Linked DNA regions of Mus musculus: region 1 is linked to region 2. Evidence: chromatin loops called from intact Hi-C (ENCODE). Cell type or tissue: gastrocnemius. All regions are shown on one strand. Links, peaks and the distances in the headings refer to the core of each region. The heading gives the core; the rest is flanking DNA. Region 1 holds the start of Micu1 (mitochondrial calcium uptake 1). Region 2 holds the start of Septin10 (septin 10).

Region 1 (10,094 bases), core at 988-8,987, 480 kb after region 2:
GGAGGGGCGTAGGGCGTGTGGATGGGCGAGTGGGAGGAAGCAGAGAGGAAAAGATGAGAGAAGAGGAGAGTGGACCAAGAGAGGAGCCTCAGTCAGAGAGGATCAAGAAAGCACGCGGCAGAAATGGCAGCTTCATATATAGGAATGAGAAGATGGGGGAAGGGAAGGGAAGCCCCTGGGAGGGAGAGGTTTAGAATAGGGGGCGGGGCAAGAAGTGCTGGGAGGAGTCACAGGTGTCCAGCATGGTCAGTCCTGGGTTTCTTTGAGACCTGACAAATGCATTAGAAGGAAATGTGAAAAGTTCCTGGAACTGGAATTAGAAAAACTTGTCCGCCTATAAATTATTGACAGTATATAATAAGCTAAAACAATAAAAACAAAAGCCAAACAAAACCACCCAATCTCCCGACTCTAATAATAAAACCAGTTAAAGCAAGGCCGAAAGAGAATCTGTAGTGAGAGGCCTGCTTGGACTATGTAGCAAGACTGTCAATAATAATAATAATAACAACAATAATAAATATAATAATAAATATTGTGCTGAAGTTTTAGATATTTTAGACTTTTAGATAAATTTAGGAGTCAATTTAAAATGAGAAAAATTAAGGAAACAACCTTTTTAAAATAAAATAAAATAGGATAAAACAAACTAACACATTAGAATTGGACAAACAAGGGCTGGAGAGATGTCTCAGTGGTTAAGAGCACTGACTGCTCTTCCAAAGGTCCTGAGTTCAATTCCCAGCAACCACATGGTGGCTCACAACCATCTGTAATGAGATCTGATGCCCTCTCTGGTGTGTCTAAAGAGAATGACAGTGTAATCACACTAAATAAATAAATAAATAAATAAATAAATCTTAAAAAAAAAAAGAATTGGACAAACAAACAGGAGGGAAAGAGATCAAGAGGAGGAACAAGAAACAGAGACCCACTTGTTCCCACACTCAGGAATGGCCTAAAAACACCAATAGAAGCCATAATATATATGCAAAGGACATGTAGGGTAAAAAGAGAGAAGGAATTATATATATGAAATGAAAAAAATTTTTAAATGATAATATAACCAATTTTAAAGCGTGCACACATGTGTGTGTGAGTGTGTGTGTGTGTGTGTGTGTGTGTGTGCACGTGTGCGCTTGGGCGTGTGTGTGCACGAGCATGCGAACATCCCTGCGCACCCGCAAGCATATCTTGACATTGCGAGACAAGGAATCTCCGAAGATGCTGTTGAGTTCATTTTCTCTTGATCATCTACTGCTGGGCATACCCTTAAGGACAGTTAGAAAAAAATCTTTTTTTAAATATAAAATTTTAAACAAGCCATGTAATAGTGGAGCATACCTTTAACCCAGGAAGCAGAGGCAGGCAGATCTTTGAGTTCAAAGCCAGCCTGGTCTACAGAGGGAGTTCCAGGACAGTCAGAGCTACACAGTAAACTCCTGTCTCTAAATAAATAAATAATGCTTGAGGGGAAAAAAGCGAATAGTACAGGAAACCTCTGACTATCATGTACTCAAATTTATCCATTTTGAACATTTCAATGTATTGGTTTTATCCCTCTGTCTAGCTATTTTCTTTCTTCTAACTCTTCTGAGAATAGCTTGTGTAAGTCATGCTCTTATGCCTGCTCGCACGTCAGGTTAAATTGCTAAGACAGATACTTGCTCCTATATGTAGTCACACAATTATCAAATGTGGGGTCTATGTTTATCTAATCTATGGCCCATAGTTCAATTGCTTCAATTGTTCCAATTAACTTTTTATAAGATTTCAACTTAGGGTCATGTCCTAAGTCCAGTGGTCAAGTCCTTTCTGATCAGTAAAGCTGAGCACTTCGCCTTTTGTTTTCCTTTCATTAAAAAAAACAGTAGCTTCTCCGAAACGTTTACTTACCCCACCTGGTATCCCTTGACTCTCGCTCTGTCTTTGCCGTGCTTGGTGCAAACTGTTGGTTTGGTTGGTTTGTGGTTGTTTTATTTTGTTTCCTGTCTGCTGCCTTTGTATTTATTGTGGGGACCTCGTGTTAAGGGAGGTCTCTTCCATCTATTTGTGTATCCCCCGCTCCCTCATTACTAAAGACTCGTGGAGTCTTGTTTTATTCAGTGGATTACAGCCTGTCTTAGTTACCATTTCACTGCTCTGAACAGACACCATGATCAAGGCAATTCCTTTTTTTTTTTTTTTTTTTTTTTTTTGGTTTTTCGAGACAGGGTTTTTCTGTGTAGCCCTGGCACTCACTCTGTAGACCAGGTTAGCCACGAACTCAGAAATTCGTCTGCCTCTGCCTCCCAAGTGCTGGGATTAAAGGCGTGCGCCACCATGCCTGGCTCCAAGGCAACTGTTATAAAGGACATTTAATTGGAGCTGGCTTACAGGTTCAGAGGTTCAGTCCATTATCATTAAGGCAGGAAGATGGCAGCATCCAGGCAGGCATGGTGCAGAAGCTGAGAGTTCATCATCTCCGTCTGAAGGCTGCTAATGGAAGACTGGCTTCCAGATAGCTTTTAAGACCCCCCATGAGGGTCTTAAAGCCCACGCCCACAGTGACACACCTTTTCCAACAAGACCACGCCCATCCCCAACAAGGCCACACCCAATCCCTCAAGGCCACACCTCCAAATAGTGCCACTCTCTGGACTGAGCTTATAGGAACCATCGAACCAGCACATTGTTCTCCCTTTAATTCTCCCATAGTCCCACAGTTGGCCATCTCGAAGCCCTTCAAGTTTTTGGCATGCACCTTTTAATTTCCTGGGTACAGCCAGACTTTCTAACACAAGATGTTCCAGATCCTCTTGGACCTTTCTGCCCTCGCCCTGAATTCAACCATTTCTCCATGAACGCCGGCTTCCTTTTATAAAAGTGGAAAAAAATGGATTTAGGACTCAAAATAGGAGAAGCGATTCTTTGATTTTGTAGTTACCTTCAACTACAATGAAAAAGAATAGATTTAAAATTTTTATGTATCGTTGATTCAGCTGGTCTTCCTTGCTTCATTTGTGATAGATAAAAAGAAAGGAATATTTAAGGTTTAAAAAATTTTTTTTCTTACTTATTTGAATATAATTATTTCTGGCCATAATTATCAGGAAAGAACATACACACTACAATAGCAACTAAGAACTTAACTTCTAAATGATACTGGACTATACTAGTTCCTCAACAAGAATCTGTGGGGTGGCAAACAGCTCAATTCTAGAGGGCTTCCTAGACTGTACAAAGTTCGGTGTTCAGTCTCCAGCACTACAGAAGAGAGAGGAAAGCTTTGGAAATCTGCATAGGTTTTTAAAGACTATAATTTATAAAACTCTGAAGATAGATATAATGAAGGATGGGGAGTCTATTTTGAATTCATTTGAAAGAATTGAATGGAAGGCTTATGAAATGACACTCCAGTCACTCAGATGCCTGTCTCAGGAGAGATTCACTTTTCACTGTGGTGTAATAAGTTGAGCCTGCTGTGGTCACACCTGGAATTGCTACTTTTATGTATGTGATAAAAATAGGTAACTAGGAAATGCTTGAAAGCATGTCAATTAATATGTTGGCCCAACTGAAAGAGAAAAAAAACTTCTCTCTCTCTCTCTCTCTCTCTCTCTCTCTCACACACACACACACACACACACACACACACACACACACACACACACACAAAATAGCGCAGGATTTCTAGTATAATGTACTTTTGCTATACTGAAGACAAAATAGAGATATTTTATTCTGTGGCATGGAGGGGAAAAAAAGACCCAAATCCATTTCTTTTCCCATTCAACACCTACATGGAAATCACATGGGACTATGAAGATCCAGATTTCTGAGCACCGTTCTAGTCCAGTGAGTGTATCTTAGGATCCAGGAATCTGTGTTATTTTACCCTGAGCCAGGCATAGTAGTGCATGCCCACAACCCCTGCACTTTGGAGGCCAAGGCAGGAGGATTACCATGAGTTTGAGAACAGCATGGGTACCCTAGCCTATATAAAAAGAACTGTCTCAAATAAAAACCTAAACCAAAAATCTCTCCAGTTAAGTGTGAGGCATTTGATTATCAACATGGCATGGGAACTACTGGTGTGGGGCAGGGGAGGGATACCTGGATATTTCTTCTTATATTTATTTACATATTATTATGTGTGTGAGTATGTGTGTGGGGTGACACATTTGCTATGGTACATGGATGGAGGTAAGGGAAAAATTTGCTATTTATGTAGCTGAGGACAACCTAAAGACAATTCCTGATCCTCCTGCCTCCGTCTCTACAGGGGTTATAGTCATATACCAACATGCCCAACTTAATCATTGTCTTCCTTGATCTTGATGGATTTTTATGTTTGGCTTGGTTTTTCAGACAGGATCTTATAGAGCCCACACTAGCCTCAAACTCACTATGTAACTAAGTATGGCTTTGAACTCCTGATCCTACTGCCTCTATCTCTCAGATTCTGGGATTACAGTTCTATGCCACCACATCTGGCTGAAAATTTTATTCAACAATTTATATATTGATGATTTTTTTTCTCTTTTCCTTATTCAAATAAAGAGTTAATTTATCCCGTGAGCCTCCAAAGTGTTCTATGGTATTTACGATGCAATGTGAAATTTACAAGTTTCAGAGATAACAAGATGTGTGTCCCAAGAGAAGACTTTTATTCGCTCTTTTCTCCTTCCCTTTTTTCATGTATGTATGTATGTATGTATGTATGTATGTATGTATGCATGCAGGTATGTGTGTTCCGCAGCATGGTTCTGAAGGTTAGGAGACAACTTGCATCAGTCAGTTCTCTCCTTCCACCATAAGTGTCCTGGGACTCAAATACGGGTTATCTGGTTTGGTAGTAAGAGCCCTTACCTGCTGAGCTCCTCTGTTTCATAATTTGACACAGGTCTAAGTAAACCACACTAGCCTCTAAGTTCCAAGTGTTGGGAGACTAGCGGGGACTTCCTGGAAGGAGTGAACGTGGAGAACTGGAGGTGGATAAGATTAAGATACATTATATCTTACGAAACTGTCAAAGAATAAATAAAAGATGTTCCTAAAATAAAACCAGTGTGAGCCTCTAGACTGGTGGGAAGAACCTCGTTATCAATTTCCCACTTACGGAAGAGCAGGGTTTAACTAGAAAGAGGCACAGGAGAGGTGGACTTTGACAGCAGAGAAACAAAATCAGCAATGGAATGCAGGAGGGATTTTGCAAATCTGCCGGCATTCCCGCCTAAACAGCGAGGGCGTGGCACCGACGTGTGGGCGGGGCTGAGGACAGGGCGGGCCCCCAGGCGAGGGCGGAGTCTTGACTCGGGGCGGGATCCGAAGTGTGGGCGGGCCCCAGAGAAGGGCGGGGTTGCCTCTCCGCCCCGCCCCATTTTCCCCAACTCGGTTCCTCCCTGCTACGTTTCATCAAGATCCCGGCAGGCCCAGCGGCTAAGGGAGTCACGTGAGAGTGGGCGGAGGACGCAGAGCGGGGCTCCCCGGCATTTGCGTCTCTATGGTTGTCAGAGGTGGGCGGCATTCTCCGAGTTGCTGCTAAAGCTGGAGCGCGGACGGGTGAGTGTGAGGAATCTGATCGCCTGGAGGCGAGTTTAGGGGAGGGGAAGTCGGCGCATTTTGGGGACGAGCCTTTCGTGTGGCTCTGAGATCCGGCCACTTTTCAGGTCCGCCAGGGACTGCTGCTGTCTTGGTGATGCTGTTGGTGATATGCTGAGGGGACTCTCGGTCCTCCGCTCCCTTCACCCTATCACCCCTTATCCCTGTCAGGGAGAACTTGTAGTGCCCGGCTTCTAGCCTCAGAGTGCATCCTCTCCACCTGCGGCCAGGACACACTAGTTCTCCCGGAATTCGTGGATGTGGTCAGAAGTAGATGGAGGAGTTTAGAGCTGTGACAGAAAGATAGATAAATACATGTATTGGGGATAGAGAAGATGGGGCGGGGGGATCATTGGCCTTTTAGAAAAGCAAAACAAACTGCAGACTTCTCGGACTGTTCCGTTTTTTATCCTCACCAGCAACTTCGCGTTCTCATTCTCCCTTTCTCTGTCTGTGCCCAGTCCCAGTCGGGGCTACCCACACGATGTTTCGAGAATGAGCCAGGTATTACTGATTATGTGGGATGCTAGAAGAAGAGTTTAAGGCGGACTGTGTTTTATAATAAGTTGTCACCTTTATAAATCCGAGGTTTTGTCTACAGTCCCTTTCAGGTGCTTGAAGTGCAAATATTTGTGCATGTAAATAAATAATTAAGATTAAATAATTTTCTTCCTGAGACATTTTGGAAAGACCTATTTTTTTCCCGCTTGTTTATAAATACATGTTTTGATCCACTTCTGGGATGACTCCCTTAATAAACCTCTGTTTACTTTAAAGCAGTCAGTAGGGTCAGACAGGGAGGTGATTTAACAGCATTAGAAAGGAGTGTGTGCTGGAGATGAAACACATCTGTTGGGGAGTTTAGGTTTCACTGATTGTCAGCCTTTGAGACATAACAAACAGTTGGCGGACTCGACCATCCTGAATGTTTGCCGGTGTGGACAATGTGATGCTTGTTTAGAATCTTATCCTAAAGAGTTTAGAATGCCACTTATCCGGGAAGATGTTCTGGCCACCAGTTACTTTGTTTTGTTTGAATTCTTTTTTGTTCTGTTTTTTTTTTTTGAGGTAGGTTCCCCACCCCCATCACTAGGTTTGGCCTTAAAGTCTGAATCTTTCTGTCTCTGCCAACTGAATGGTGGGTGGGATTACAGGCCTGCCCAGACCTTACAGACTTCAATGGGTTCGGTCCCCACTTCTCATCAATCTTTGATTCTGTTTTGCTTAAAGACATCACCCTGGCTACCTACTGATGCCAAGAAAGAGTCATCAACACCTAAGTATCCGCACAGGGGTCATAACATTCAAAATAATATTAGCAGAAAGTGAAGATTCTGGAATGGCTGGTGTGCCTGGAGAGAATGATAGGAGCCAATGATAAAGCCAATTCTGGTAAAAGCAAGAGCATCACTGCCTTTATTATAGTTTCATGGAGTGGTTACTGTATTCAGTAAATCCATCCATCCATCTGTCCGTCTGTCTGTCCATCCACCCATCTATTGATACAGTGTTTCACTGTGTTGCCCAAGCTGGCCTTGAACTCCTAGGTATAAACACCCTGCCTCAGGCTCTGTAACTTGCTTTCTTATGCTTAGAGGAAAAAAAAACTAATAATACATAATTCCTCATGTAATTGAATATCACATGAAATAATTATAACCGTTATATTTAACTGAACAACTACTTTAGACCTTTGTAGTCATTTTAAAGACTCAAGTAATTAATGATGCTCTCCCCGCCAACCCCCACAGTTGGCTGAATATTTAATGGCAGTCTTCTGCCTCAGGCTCCTGAGTGCTGGGATTATAGGCATGTGCCACCAGGCTGGCAGTAAAGCCATATATATGTATGTATATTATATGTATGTATATACACACACACATATATATACACACATACATATACACACACATACACACAACATATATACATACAACATATATATGTATATATATGTTTACTTTTAAACTGCAAAGTTAGTTTTAGCTCTTGAACAGTTTCAACAGTATTGAAAGCACAAGCTAAATACTCTCCATTTTCCCCCAAAGAGTTATCTGGTATACTTCCTTTTATATAAAAGTACTTTTTAAAAAAAAGGTTTACCACAATATCCCCCCAACTTCTAATAGAAAGAGCTTCCTTTGATGCCAAAAAAGGGAGTGGATTCCTTTCCAGGTGCTCTGATTTAGTGTTTCATGAGGGGAAAAAATGTTAATTCTTTAAAAACACTAAATGTTACTCTCTGGGCATGTGTTAGACACCTGAGAAGTATCTTGAAATGGTTTTGTTTCTTCTTATAAAAACAGTGTGTCCTGTTCAAAAGTGGGAACATTACAAAACCTGTAACATTGGGCTGAGTGTGGCGGTGCAGGTCTTTAATCTGAGCTCTCCAGAGGCAGAGGCTGTCAGACGTCTTTTGAGTTCCACACCATCCTGGTCCACATAGTGAATTTCAGGCCATCCAGCGCTACATAGTAACACCATGTCTCAAAAAAAAAAAAAAAAAAATTCACCCACCCACCTACCAAGTCAAGGTTATTACTAATCTCCAGAATCATTTCCTTTTGGGGAGATGTAATTGGGAATTCTGGGAAAATAATTGAAACTTGGCCTCATACTCCTTAGGAAAGGCTTGCACCCCAGAAGAGCTCCTCATGTCCTCTATATATCTAGCACGTTTCTGTGCGGTGCCTCACTGGCCAGCAATGCCAGCTTGTGCCTCTGTTTATCCTGGAGGTTTTCCCTGCTGCCAGGGAGATAGAAAGCTCTTTGTGGCCAGGCTTGGGTTTCTTACCATGGACTAGGAGAAAGGAAAACATGGTCTCACCCCACACACATTAATGGGGTGGGGGGAGAGGGGAACATTTGGTTTCTAAAGGAAAACAATTGCGGTGTTCGATCCTGCTGAAGGGAGGTCGGTTGTATGAAGGCGGAAACAATAGATATTTACAAGTATTTGTATTCTAACTGAAGAGGTCTTCTTTTCCTTTGAGATATAAATTACTTATATTTGTAGTCTGGGCGTTGACGTCTGCTTTTTAAAATATCTATTATTAATAAAATTTGAATTTTGAGCCCTTCCTTTGCATAGGTGTGTATTGTTGTTACAGGTGTGGTGTCTTGGCTCTGGAGTATCTTTTTTTAGCTTTATTTATTTTAATGTTGTGTGCATGGGTACTTTGCCAGCATGTATGTCTGTGCACCATGTATGTGCCTGGAGAGGCCAGAAGAGGGCTTCAGAGTCCTTGAAACTATGGGTGCTTGGAACCGAACCCAGGTCCTTAACAAGAGCAACAAGTGCTCTTAACTCATGAGCCATCTTTGCAGCCCCCAGGTATTGGCGGTTTATAACCTGTAATATATTGTCACCTTGGCCAGTTTGTCTCACTTCCTTTTTTTTCAGCACAGGCTCTGTTGCTGAGCTACAACTTATGTGCCAAGCTCAATAATGACTGGTACTTTTTGTATTGTAGGTTAGTTAATTTGACTAAGTGACTCCAGCTTATAAATAGTGAATAAAGATATTTTAAGTGCTTGAATAGCTGTGATCAATAAGAGTAAATTCTAGGTCCTCTGCATTATTCTGCTGACAAGTCTCTTGGTGTAGAGACTACGTTGTGTTGATCATTGCATGAAAAATAAAACCTATAATTCACTATTTGCTGTCAAATGGATATTAACTTTAAAACTAGTTAACATTAGTGTCTTGTTTTCTATCTTTTTATGCTTCGTTGTAATGATTCATTGTATTTTAGGGGAGACTATAATTAAAACAATGTACTGTTTATTGTCCTGTTTTCAATGGAAAGAAATGGCGTTGGCAGCTCAGTTCAGTGGGCGCTAACTGCTGTACTAGCTGCTGACACTGGCCGCAGAGGTTCCGATGAGGTATGTTCTAGAGCCCAGCTCCATCCCTTCTTAATGGCGAGCCGGGTAACCCCTCTGCACCTGAGATTGTCCCTTTGCACATGGGAGAGACCATGCCTTCTCTTGTGTGGACAAGGTTAATTAGAATATAGTGAGTGTGTGGATGCATAACGTTCTAATCACATGTAAGTGTCAATAATAGCAGACATAATGTCTTAAGTGAGTTTAGTTTTCTAATTTTTAGAATCCTTGTCTCAATGGTGTGTGTTTAAAATACATAGATGCCTAAGCAGTGAATTAGATTGCCCTTCAAATTGTCTTGATTTTAAGATGTTGAATTTCATGTTACATACATGTCAGTGAACTGGGAGATATTAAATTATTCTTATTATTAAAGTGCTCAGGTGTTTAAAGACTCCAAGAGTGATAACTGGTTTCCCAGATTAAAGAGGGCATTACATTTGATTAACTTATGTTTTTTTATACATGTGTATGATTGCTGGAGTGCCTACCCTTGGTTCTTCTGTAAAGAAGAAGCGATGCTTTCAACACAGGATATCCTGGGTATTGCTGATAGAAGGGATAACAGTGTAAAACGTAACTTACAAAACAGATGGCAATGGTGGAGTTGGAGAACCATGAGA
Region 2 (10,094 bases), core at 856-8,855:
AACAACTCCCCTCAATAAGACATCTTTCTAGTTGAACTTTCAAATGTATTCAAGTAATGCTGGCCTGATTTGTGCTCAAAATAATGTTCTTGCAAATTAATATGCATGTAACACAACAAAAATATCACTGTACAAATATTGTCTATGAAAAAACTAAGTATAAACAACTCACAAAATATTTGGGTATCTGTGAATAAATTCTGTACTTATTTCACAATATATCAACTCTTTCTATATAAAACCATCTAACTAGAAAAAAGATTTCTCACAGTCTCCATAAATATGGAGGGTAGATTGAACTAGGAATTTTAGTTTTTGTTTTGTTACTTGAGATAATGTCTCTCTACATAACCCAGGCCAGTCTTGAGCTCACTATGTATCCTAAACTGACCTTGAATTTTTATCATCCTCCTGCCTCATCCTCCAGACACACACCATCTGCCACCCCCACCCCCAAGTGCTTACAGGTATTTATCACCATAAGCTTAATCTGGTTCCTCTATTATCATTAGCATATACCATTTATATAAAATAATGGTTTTATGACATTTTTAAACACGTAAACAATATTTGATGCTATTCTCAGCCCCCCCTTTCAGCTTCCCTTAACCCTCTCTTGAATCCTACTGGTCTCCGTGCCCCTCAAGACAGAAAAATATGAAAGTCTCCAAATCTGCATTCCATTTAGAAAAAAGCCAGCATACCATCTCCCAACTGCCCCCCATATCTTTACCTCAACTCAAACCCCTTCTTACTCTTTACAATGTATATTTTAAAATGAATTATTGTAGTTTTTTGTAAATGTTGATTTTTGGTTTTGTGGGTTCCTCCTGGGTCTTCCTTTATCTGTCTCCTATCTTCTCTGGCTCAGCTCAGCTTCTCCTAGCTCCACTGTCATCGCCTGTTTTCTCTGATCCTACTTCTGCCTACTCCGCAATCCTACTACTCTGTTTCTGCTAACACGCTATCTCCCTTACTACTCTCTCTCTTTCCCCTCAGCCTCTGCTAGCTTTTACATCCTCTCCTGTTCCCAGAAGTTCAAGAGCCAACTGGCACCGAAGAGCACAGGGTCATTTAAAGCACATATTTCATACTGCATATTATGTTCTTATTTCAATTATATTACTCACACCTGACATACATGAAAATAACCCAAGCATCCTATACGACTTACACCTCTGTCAATAAACACCCCTCAAACATATCCACAACTGACTGGATGACTACTGCGTCATCTCTACTAAACTGCCATTCGTTTCCCCCAGTCATCTGTCTCAGGCCTGGGTACCACGGGGATTAGGATTCTTTAAAAGGAAGAAGCTTTCGATTGCCTTAAATGTCCTATGGCTGGGCTGACAGGCTTTACCGTCCTCCTTCCATCATGCTTTTGTGTAGCAAAAGCCCCTGCTTCTCTTACAAGAGTTCTCAATCATCTTCCATGCTAAGAGAAGTGACAGTGAAGTGCCAAAGCTGGAGTTCACTGTCCCCCACATCACTGCTCTCTAAGGCTACATGTCAAACATGCTGTTTGACTTCACGTTACATTTTTATCTCAACTTTGCTTTATGTTTAAAAACATTTCCCCCTGGTCTATAGAGTGAGTTCCAGGACAGCCAGGACTACACAGAGAAATCCTGTCTCAGAAAAACAAACAAACAAACAAAAAAAAACAAAAACAAAAACATCACCCCAATTATTTCTTTATCCCTTAATTTAAAAGGTCTTAAGAGTCTGTGTAAGGAAAACTGGAAATCCTAGAATTCCTAGTTACGGTGAATTCATGGTTACTGTGACAATATGGTAACCACATTTCTCAAAACAGAACCCCCAACATATAATCTTAAAAAATTATGGTGCCTAGAAAGAGAACTGGCACTATTCCAGAACACCTAAGACTAGGACTTTTCCAGATGAAGTTACAGTCTCTGTACCTTCACTTATCTTTGAAGGTAACGAATACAATTACATGTAGAATGGCATTTAAATAGAAGCAAACAAGGACATAGTGGCACATAGAAATTCTCAACGACTACCTGATGGGGGGAAACAAACAGCTTAACAGTAACACAGCTTTGTCAACTGAGATGTCTCGGATGCACAGAATAGCTGATAAAAGTATAACTGTTGCTAAGAAGAACACGGACCCTCGTGGCAGAAATTCACCTATAAATGCCATTTCTAGTAACTACAAATAGAAATTCCATTGTTTTCAGCTTTCTATAAAAGTATATGAGCCACAACATAAACCTCTTCCTATGTGAAGCAATAAACAGATTCCAAATATGGTGAAACTCCATTCACATGTAAATATCGAAAAATTTACCCACGGTAGACATCATGGCAAATATGGGTGACAGATGTGAATGCAGTTACTGTGTCCAATGTATATTTCAGGGGGAAGAGACCTATAAGTTGTATTAGTGTGGATATATCTAACAAGAAATCAAAGTTTCATCATGCTAAAGAATTAGAAGGTACTGATAAATCACTAAATGGATGATAATACTTTTTTATGAGAATAGGTTTACTGGACAGCCATTAAGGTTCGAATAGCTTAGGTACTATGATTTTTTTTTCATGTCAATGATCACGAACCAACTTCACACAGAAATTATAGCATTTATCTATTTCTCATTATTTTTATTTTAGTCTATTGAAATAAGTTCTACAACTAAAATGCAACATAGGAAGATAATAATAAGAGTCACTTGTTTCAGGTAAGTAGAAAGTTATTTGGGAAATGTTGCTTGAGATTAAGAATCCGACAAAAATACTACCAATGCCAAAGGATTCAATAGAGTTAGTTAAGAGGATTACTTTCATTAATATTGGATAAGGGAAATATTAGAGTTTCTTAAAGTAGAGAAAAATAATTTACTGCGTGCAGCTGTTAGGGAAGTAGAAATAGAATCTATTCTACCCCCTGCGACAACTGGAAGATTCCACATACAATCTTAAAATGATGGGAACAAAAGCAAGATTACAAGAGATTGGTATTATGAAAACAGTATGACCTCTCGGATAACTATGGCTTATATCCTATATCAACTAAGATAAGTTTTTCAAGTTATTTGAACCGCACAAAACATTGGATCGGTCAAGTGGTTTGTTTGTTTTTTTTTTGTTGTTTTTTTTTTTTTTCATTACAAGGGGACGGGAAAGCCAAACAAAACCGCCAAGCATTACAGTAAACCCGCGAGCTTTGGAAAATCTAAGGAAGCCGACTTTCCGGTCAGTAGCCATGTACGTGTACACAATTGCACAAAATCAGGCGGATTCCAAGGCCTGATTTAAGTCGGGGAAAAGGAAAAAAAAAACCGTTACAAAGTGATAGGCATCGATCATCATCCTGGATTTCATTTACACCACCCCGCTTTGGCCAGGACCAGGAAGCCTGGAAAATGTAACTTTTCCCCAACATGCAGTCGCTCGCCAGAGCTCTTCAGCCCTCGCCCTGGGGCAACAGGGAGCCCCCTCTCCACGACACGCGGAGTCCCGGAGCCGCACGGTCACAATCTCGCTGGCCCAGAGGCGACCGGGCGGGGCGGGGCGGGGGCTCGGGGAACCCAAGGGCGCGGGGCTCACCAGCTGCTGTACCTCGTCGCATGAGGCCATAGCCCTGGTGGGACGTAGGGAAACGGTGGTCTCAGGCTGGACGCAAACACAGGTCCCGGGCCGCTTCAGAGAGAGACCCGCTGGGCGTAACTGGCGGGACAAGGGGCGTGCCCGGCGCCCCGCAGCCGTTAATGGGCGGGGCGGCCTCTGCTGAGAGGCTGGGGCGGGGCCGAGGCGGAGGGCTGCGGGAACGCGCCAGGGACTACCAGGGTTTCCCGCGCTCGGGGCGAGCTTCTCCCGGGTGTGCCCCACCGGGCGTTTTGACGAAAAGCCAAGTGTGTGGGGAGGGTGAGTGGAAACGTGAGCCTCGGAGGCCAAGCTCTGGGTCCCTCGCCTCCCGCCACTGGCGGAAACAGTGGCTGCGAGCCCGCGCGGAGCCCGGAAGTGGGCGGGGCCTCGGGCCGGGGACTGTCGCCGAGATTGAGTCCCGAGCGGAAGTGGGTGTGGCGGGGCGTGTCCACTGGGACGCGGCCCCAGTGAGGCGGTGTCAGCGCTCGCGGGACTCGAGACTCTTCAAAGCTGGGATCGCGCGTGCTGCCAGCCACTGAGACCCAAGCCGCTCTCCGGGTCCTCCAGGCGTCCGGCCATGGTGTCTGGCTGAGCGCTCCTGGGGCTGAGAAGCTGAGCCGCGGTGAATGGAGGGGTCACTGGAGCTGAGCTCGGAGGCGATCCTGCGCTTCCTCGCCGAGCGTGGGGGCCGGGCGGGACACTCGGAATTGGTGCAACACTTCAGGGACGTCCTGGGTGGCCAGCGCGAACAGCGCACCCGCGCCCGCGAGCGCTTCAAGGAACTGGTCAATGCCGTGGCCACCGTGCGCACCGATCCCGCGGATGGTACCAAGTATGTGCATCTCAAGAAAAGGTTCTGTACGGGGGATTCCCCCCCGCTTGAGGCCAAGCTCCCCCGAGAGCCCCCGCGTATCGAGGTGACTGAGGAGCCTCAAGTCCCGGACCTTGCAGCGGAGCCTTGCGAGGGCAGCCAGCTCCAGGAGGCAAATCCACAGTTGTCTCTCGGACTGGGTGGCGAAGTGAGCGACCAAGAGCCTCCAGCCCCTGCTCAAGGTGGGGCCCAAGGTAAGGACTCGCCACCACAGGAGGTCGAGGCCGTGTCCTGGGCGTCGGGTCCCGGGTCCAGCGAGAACCTTAAACTCCCTCCACAGGGGGAGGCTGAAGGGGGCAGTTCCCCTAGTGGGCCAAACACACCCAGGTCGGCCCGTCAGAACTTTCGGGACCTGGTGTTGGGCAGCTCCCCGCAACTAAAGAGGAGCGTGGGTCCTGGGGACGGTAACGCTGGAGGTCGCAGCAGAGGAGGGGGCGACTCCGATACCGCATCGTTAGCTTCTTCGTCCGCAGAAGAGGAGAGCAGCGTCGGGGCCTCGGTTACCCTGGATCCCCTGGATCACGCCTGGATGCTCTCAGCTTCCGAGGGCAAGTGGGACAGCCTAGAAGGGCTGCTCACTTGTGAGCCCGGCCTGCTCTCGAAGCGAGACTTCATCACCGGCTTCACTTGTCTCCACTGGGCCGCCAAGCACGGCAGGCAAGAGCTCCTGGCCATGTTGGTCAACTTTGCCACCAAACACCAGCTGCCAGTGAACATCAATGCCAAGTCGAGCGGAGGCTACACTGCCCTACATTTGGCAGCGATGCATGGGCATGTAGAGGTGGTGAAGTTACTAGTGGGGGCCTACGACGCAGATGTAGACATCAGGGACTACAGCGGGAGAAAGGCCTCTCAGTATCTGAGCGAGAGCATCGCAGAGGAGATAAAGAACCTGGTGGGAGCCCTGGATGAAGATGATGGAGACAGCCCTGCCGCCCGCGGGGGTGGGCGCTGGAGACTTTCAAAGGTGCTCCCCTCACACATCACTCACAAACTCTCCCCGGTCGTGGAAGACGGAGCTGAACTTCACCACCACGTCCCCGAGGGATGGACTGGAGGAAGCAAAGCAAAAGATTCAGGTCGCAAAGCCTCGGGCAGCTCAAGTGGACGGATGAAGCCACGACTCAACAAAATCCGATTCCGAACCCAGATCATTCACACCACTCCCTCCTTCAGGGATGCTAAACCGACACTGGAGGAAGGGGAGGAGGAGGAGGAGGAGGAGGAGGAAAGGTCTCTTAGAGGCTACTCATCTTCCTTTAAACTGAGACCGAAGTCCAATGTATTTGGGTAAAATAATTCGCGCTAGAAATGCTAAGGCTTATTTGTCTTCAAGGTAGAATAATACTGGGTATGGATAAGAAGTGGAAGCAGAAAAAACCAAATAAATTATGCATTTTAACTTTCGGGCTTGGGGTGGATCTGTAATAATCCTTTCAGGATAGCATTCTGAGGCAAGAAAATGTCTCTGAAGTGATTCATAATGCACTGATTTGTGCCTCTTCCCCAACCCCACCCAGGTAACCTGGAACTTGTGAGAACTGGAATTATTGATGACTAAGAGTCCCATTTGCTTTTTAATCATTGCGAGATACCATGCAAAGTAAGGGCCATGAGAAAATGCAAAACACATGGTATTGCAAACTGAACCTGCTAATGTTTGTAAGTGAATGAAACTAGAGGCTGCCCTGATTTTCTGCTATGCACACTTGCTTAAGGTGCTAAAGAAGGGCAAGGTCAGAGTTGAAATGTGAAACTACAAAGGAGGATTATGTGAACGGAGATGGGAATCCCACTGATAACGTCTTACTTGTATTGTAAGTAGCGGTTCCCAATTTTTTTTTTAAAGCAGTTTTACTTTTAATCACTGAACTGAAGAAGGAAGCAGCACTTGCTTTCAAGTTACTGTAATCTGGTTTGTGCCTATATAACACTATACGGTACATTATTAACTACAAACTTGGTTCAATAGAAGAAGACATTTATTTAAATAGATGAGCACATAGCAACCTATGGTACTTTTTTTAAATGTGTATGTCTTGTTGATTATCACCAACTAGTTTTGCTACTCTTAAATTCTGAACTTTCTGAGGTTTGTATTCTGGGGATTTTGTTTGTTTGTTTGTTTATGAAGCTTACAATACTTTACTTATCACCTAAACTGATTTACTTATCACCTAAACCATTCCTTGTTTAGAAAATAGCAAAATATGCTTCTGTGAAGTAATTATTAAATCAGTTTAATATGTTTCTCATGTAAGAGACATTTTAATTTTATTAATACATTCATAGCCTCTATGCTTTGTAGCAACATTTTACAAATGTGCAAAATACTAAATCTTTCACTTTTCTTATGTTTCTTTGTATGTACTCAAAGAACTATAGTGTGGTTACAGAAAGCCTAGATAGTCTGCCCATTTAAAAATGGGCAATTTATTATATTTTATAAAAAGGAAGAGAAATGGGGCCATTTCTGTATTTCAATGCTGCTAGCTATTGAATTTCCTTATATATAGTTGAAAAATACTATTCCTTAAAATTAAAGACTTTTACAACTGTGATCCGTAATTACATTCCATTCACTTGTGCTAAGAGTAAATGGCTTTATAATTATTTTAAAATTTAACTTACAAACATATTAAATCTTATAACAAGAGTAGAAACTTCTGTGGGAGACTGGTTTGACCAAATCCTTCTCTCTAGTCTTTCTGGCCTACAACATAGAGGGCAGAGTAAGCAGCCAAGTCCTCAGAGTCGAGGGGACTGCGTGGTTATACAGAGCTCACAGCATTCTGTTGTTAACTGGCCTCCCCAAGTCATAGAGATTTCTAACAAATTTGTCACATCTCAAAATAGCACTTCTTTAAATGTGAATTGAAGATGCTCATGAAATATATAAGTTGTGGCTCAGTAGGTCAGAGCACTTGTTCTGCAAGCATGAGGATCTGTGACTGAATCCCCAGCATCCATCTAATAGGGTATGCATAGCTGAGGGTATGAGTAACCTAACATGAGGAACTGAGACAGGCAGAGCCTCAGAGCCCAGTGGCCAGCCAGCCTACCTGAAAGTAGTGACTTCTGGATCGGGGAGGCTATCTCAAGGCAGTAAGAAAGGCATCAAGGAAGTCACCTGACATTCTACTTCTATCTTCAGAATAAGCACACGTGGGGCTCCCAAACATTCTCATGCCTACACTACACACAAACACACATACACACATAAGTTGCTACCCACTTATGTGCCTTTATCTTTGTTTTAGGATTTAAGTAGATCGGGTACATTGATAAGCACTTTTTCTGTACACTTAAGTGAAAAGCCAATGTAAAAAGCAATCATGTGTTCCATGTCTTAGACGTGTTAGCTATATCTAGTGCCAAATAAGCTTACAGTTCTCATCTAGGACTTTTAAATTCCATGCTAAGATAAGGCAACTATCATTAACTTGCTTTTCAAACTAAATGTTTAAAACTATGATAAAACATTAAATTTTTTCTGGAGTCATTCCTGGGCAGGCCAAACAGCTCAGCAGATGAAAGTGGTTATCTTACAAGCTTAAAGACCTGAGTTTGGCCCTAGAACCCACAGTGGATGGAGAAAACTTAACTCTTAAAAATTGTCCTCCAGCTTCCCCATGTGCACCATGGTGTCTGCACACCTGTACTCATACAAACACACAAAGCTAATTAGTTTAAATTTCAAAAGCCCCGAAAGGAACTCCGGGCATTCCTTGTCATAATGTAGCTTATTCAGTAAATATGACATTTTAAGCTACTTAACACCATTCCTCTTTTTTTTTCAATGTCCAAATCAAGAGTAGAAAAAAATGATTCGTATAATTTAATAAATATGAAGTTGTATCTCTCAATAATGGCAATAGATAAATACAGGCATCTGTTGACAAGAGACTGTGTAGTTTCAAAACAAGTTTATGTGTCCTCCAGGTACGCTTGAAACTATGAATGTCAGTTTGCTTTTATGGTATGTAAAGTGCAGCTAACGGGGTACTAGTTTATTCACACCTGAAATATTGGAATGTGATGTTTGTCTTTTGTTTTTTGGTTGTTTTTTTTTTAAGTAAGTGAAAGTTTGTGAGTTTAAGAATCTGTGAAGTTTGTGGAAATAAAATGTCCATCGTAGAGATCAAAGTGCTGAGTGTCTGTGGTTCCTTAGCTACTTTACATATGGCTCACAAAATGCTTCTCGAAGTTTCCATTTTATTTGGTTCTTCTCCCACCTTCTAAGGATACAGCTACAGAATCCCTAATTTATAGGTAGGAAATGAAGGTCCATGGCCTAGAGAGTCTTCCTTTGTGCAGTTTTTGTCTTTCCTGAACATTAAGTTGTCAGATTTTTGGGAAAACTGCTTCAGTTTAGCAGCAATAATGGAGGAGTCTCTTTAACAAACATCAGGACCTTTTAAGATGAAAAACGAGAAGGTTGGGAAGTGGTTTAGTCAGTACGTAAAATGCTCACAGGCATGGACAGAGGCTAACCTAACCAAGGTAACCCCTCCCAGGCATGCCCAACTGCTTGGTTCCTAGGTGAGCCTAGATCCTATCAAGTTAATTAGTCTTAGCTATCACAGAGGTTAAGTTAAATCCTCTGGGAATTCGCTGAAAACCAGCATTCTTTTAAATTAAGCCAATTGCAGGAAGATATATGAAACTGTTGCTCATGTTAAGCTAAATAAGCTAGACTCAGAAAAGCATTTCATGTTTTCACTCATGTGTTTATGTATACACAAGTGAAGGAAGTTGAAGGGAAATTACTAGGGAAGAAAATGGGACAAAAGGAAGGGAGAAGGGAACAAGAAAGGATCATGGGTGAATATAAGCAAAGGATACATTACACATGTAAAAATGTCATAATGGCACCTGTTATTTTGGTTGTTTTGTTGTTTTATTTTCTTTTTTTCCTTAATTTACTTTTTTATTCACTTTACATCCTGGTCACAGCAGCCTCACTCCCTCCTCTCCTCCAAATACCACCTTCATAAGTACCTTCCCCCTTCCCCTTCCGACTCTCTAAGGAGAAGGGGAAGCCCCCTTGGGTACCACCCTACCCTAGGATATCAAGTTGAAGCAGAACTAAGTACATCCTCTCCCACTGAGGCCCAACCAGGCAGTCCAGCTAGGGGAAGGGGATCCAATGGCAGGCAACAAAATCAGAGATAGCTCTCACTCCAATGTTAAGGGTTGCACATGAAGACTAAGCTGAACATCTGGTACAAATGTGTAGGGGACCTAGGTCTAGCTCTTGTATGCTCTTTGCTGGTGGTTCAGCCTCTGTGAACCCCCACGGACCCAAGCTAGTTGACTTTGTAGGTCTTCTTTATGTTCTTGACCCTCCAGCTCCCTCAATCCTTTCTCCCCCCACCACTCTTCCACATGACTCCCCAAGCTCCACCTGATTGATGTTTTGCTGTAGATCTCTACATCTGTTTCTGTCCCCTGCTGGATGAAGCAGGGAGACAGTTATGCTCAGTTCTTGTCTGCAAACATAGCAGAGTATCAATCACTAAGAGTGACAGGTGTTGGCTCTCTCCCATGGGATGGGTCTCAAGTTGGACCACCTATTGGTTGCCCTTTTCCTCAATCT

What was found. Peaks named below come from ENCODE experiments on the same cell type or tissue, not always from the same donor. Only the 100,000 strongest peaks of a DNase experiment are listed, where the experiment ranks them.
Region 1: a loop joins it to region 2, with 6 times the contacts of the local background. A loop is called at or near these places in 2 of 42 quality-filtered maps.

The regions. Positions count from the first base shown.
Region 1 is chr10:59,697,144-59,707,237 of GRCm38, forward strand. Micu1 (mitochondrial calcium uptake 1) reads left to right here and starts at 5,420. Exons shown (of 12, transcript NM_144822.3): 1 at 5,420-5,544. In gastrocnemius, for the core only: no CTCF peak of the experiment used is centred there; a DNase peak (open chromatin) is centred at 5,363; H3K4me3 peaks cover 1,796 bases; H3K27ac peaks cover 918 bases.
Region 2 is chr10:59,217,794-59,227,887 of GRCm38, forward strand. It overlaps Septin10 (septin 10), which reads right to left and starts at 3,707. Exons shown (of 10, transcript NM_001024911.3): 1 at 3,598-3,707. The coding sequence starts at 3,615. Sowahc (sosondowah ankyrin repeat domain family member C) reads left to right here and starts at 4,129. Exons shown (of 1, transcript NM_172939.3): 1 at 4,129-8,641. The coding sequence starts at 4,251. The coding sequence ends at 5,789. In gastrocnemius, for the core only: no CTCF peak of the experiment used is centred there; DNase peaks (open chromatin) are centred at 4,023, 4,659 and 5,186; H3K4me3 peaks cover 3,172 bases; H3K27ac peaks cover 2,783 bases.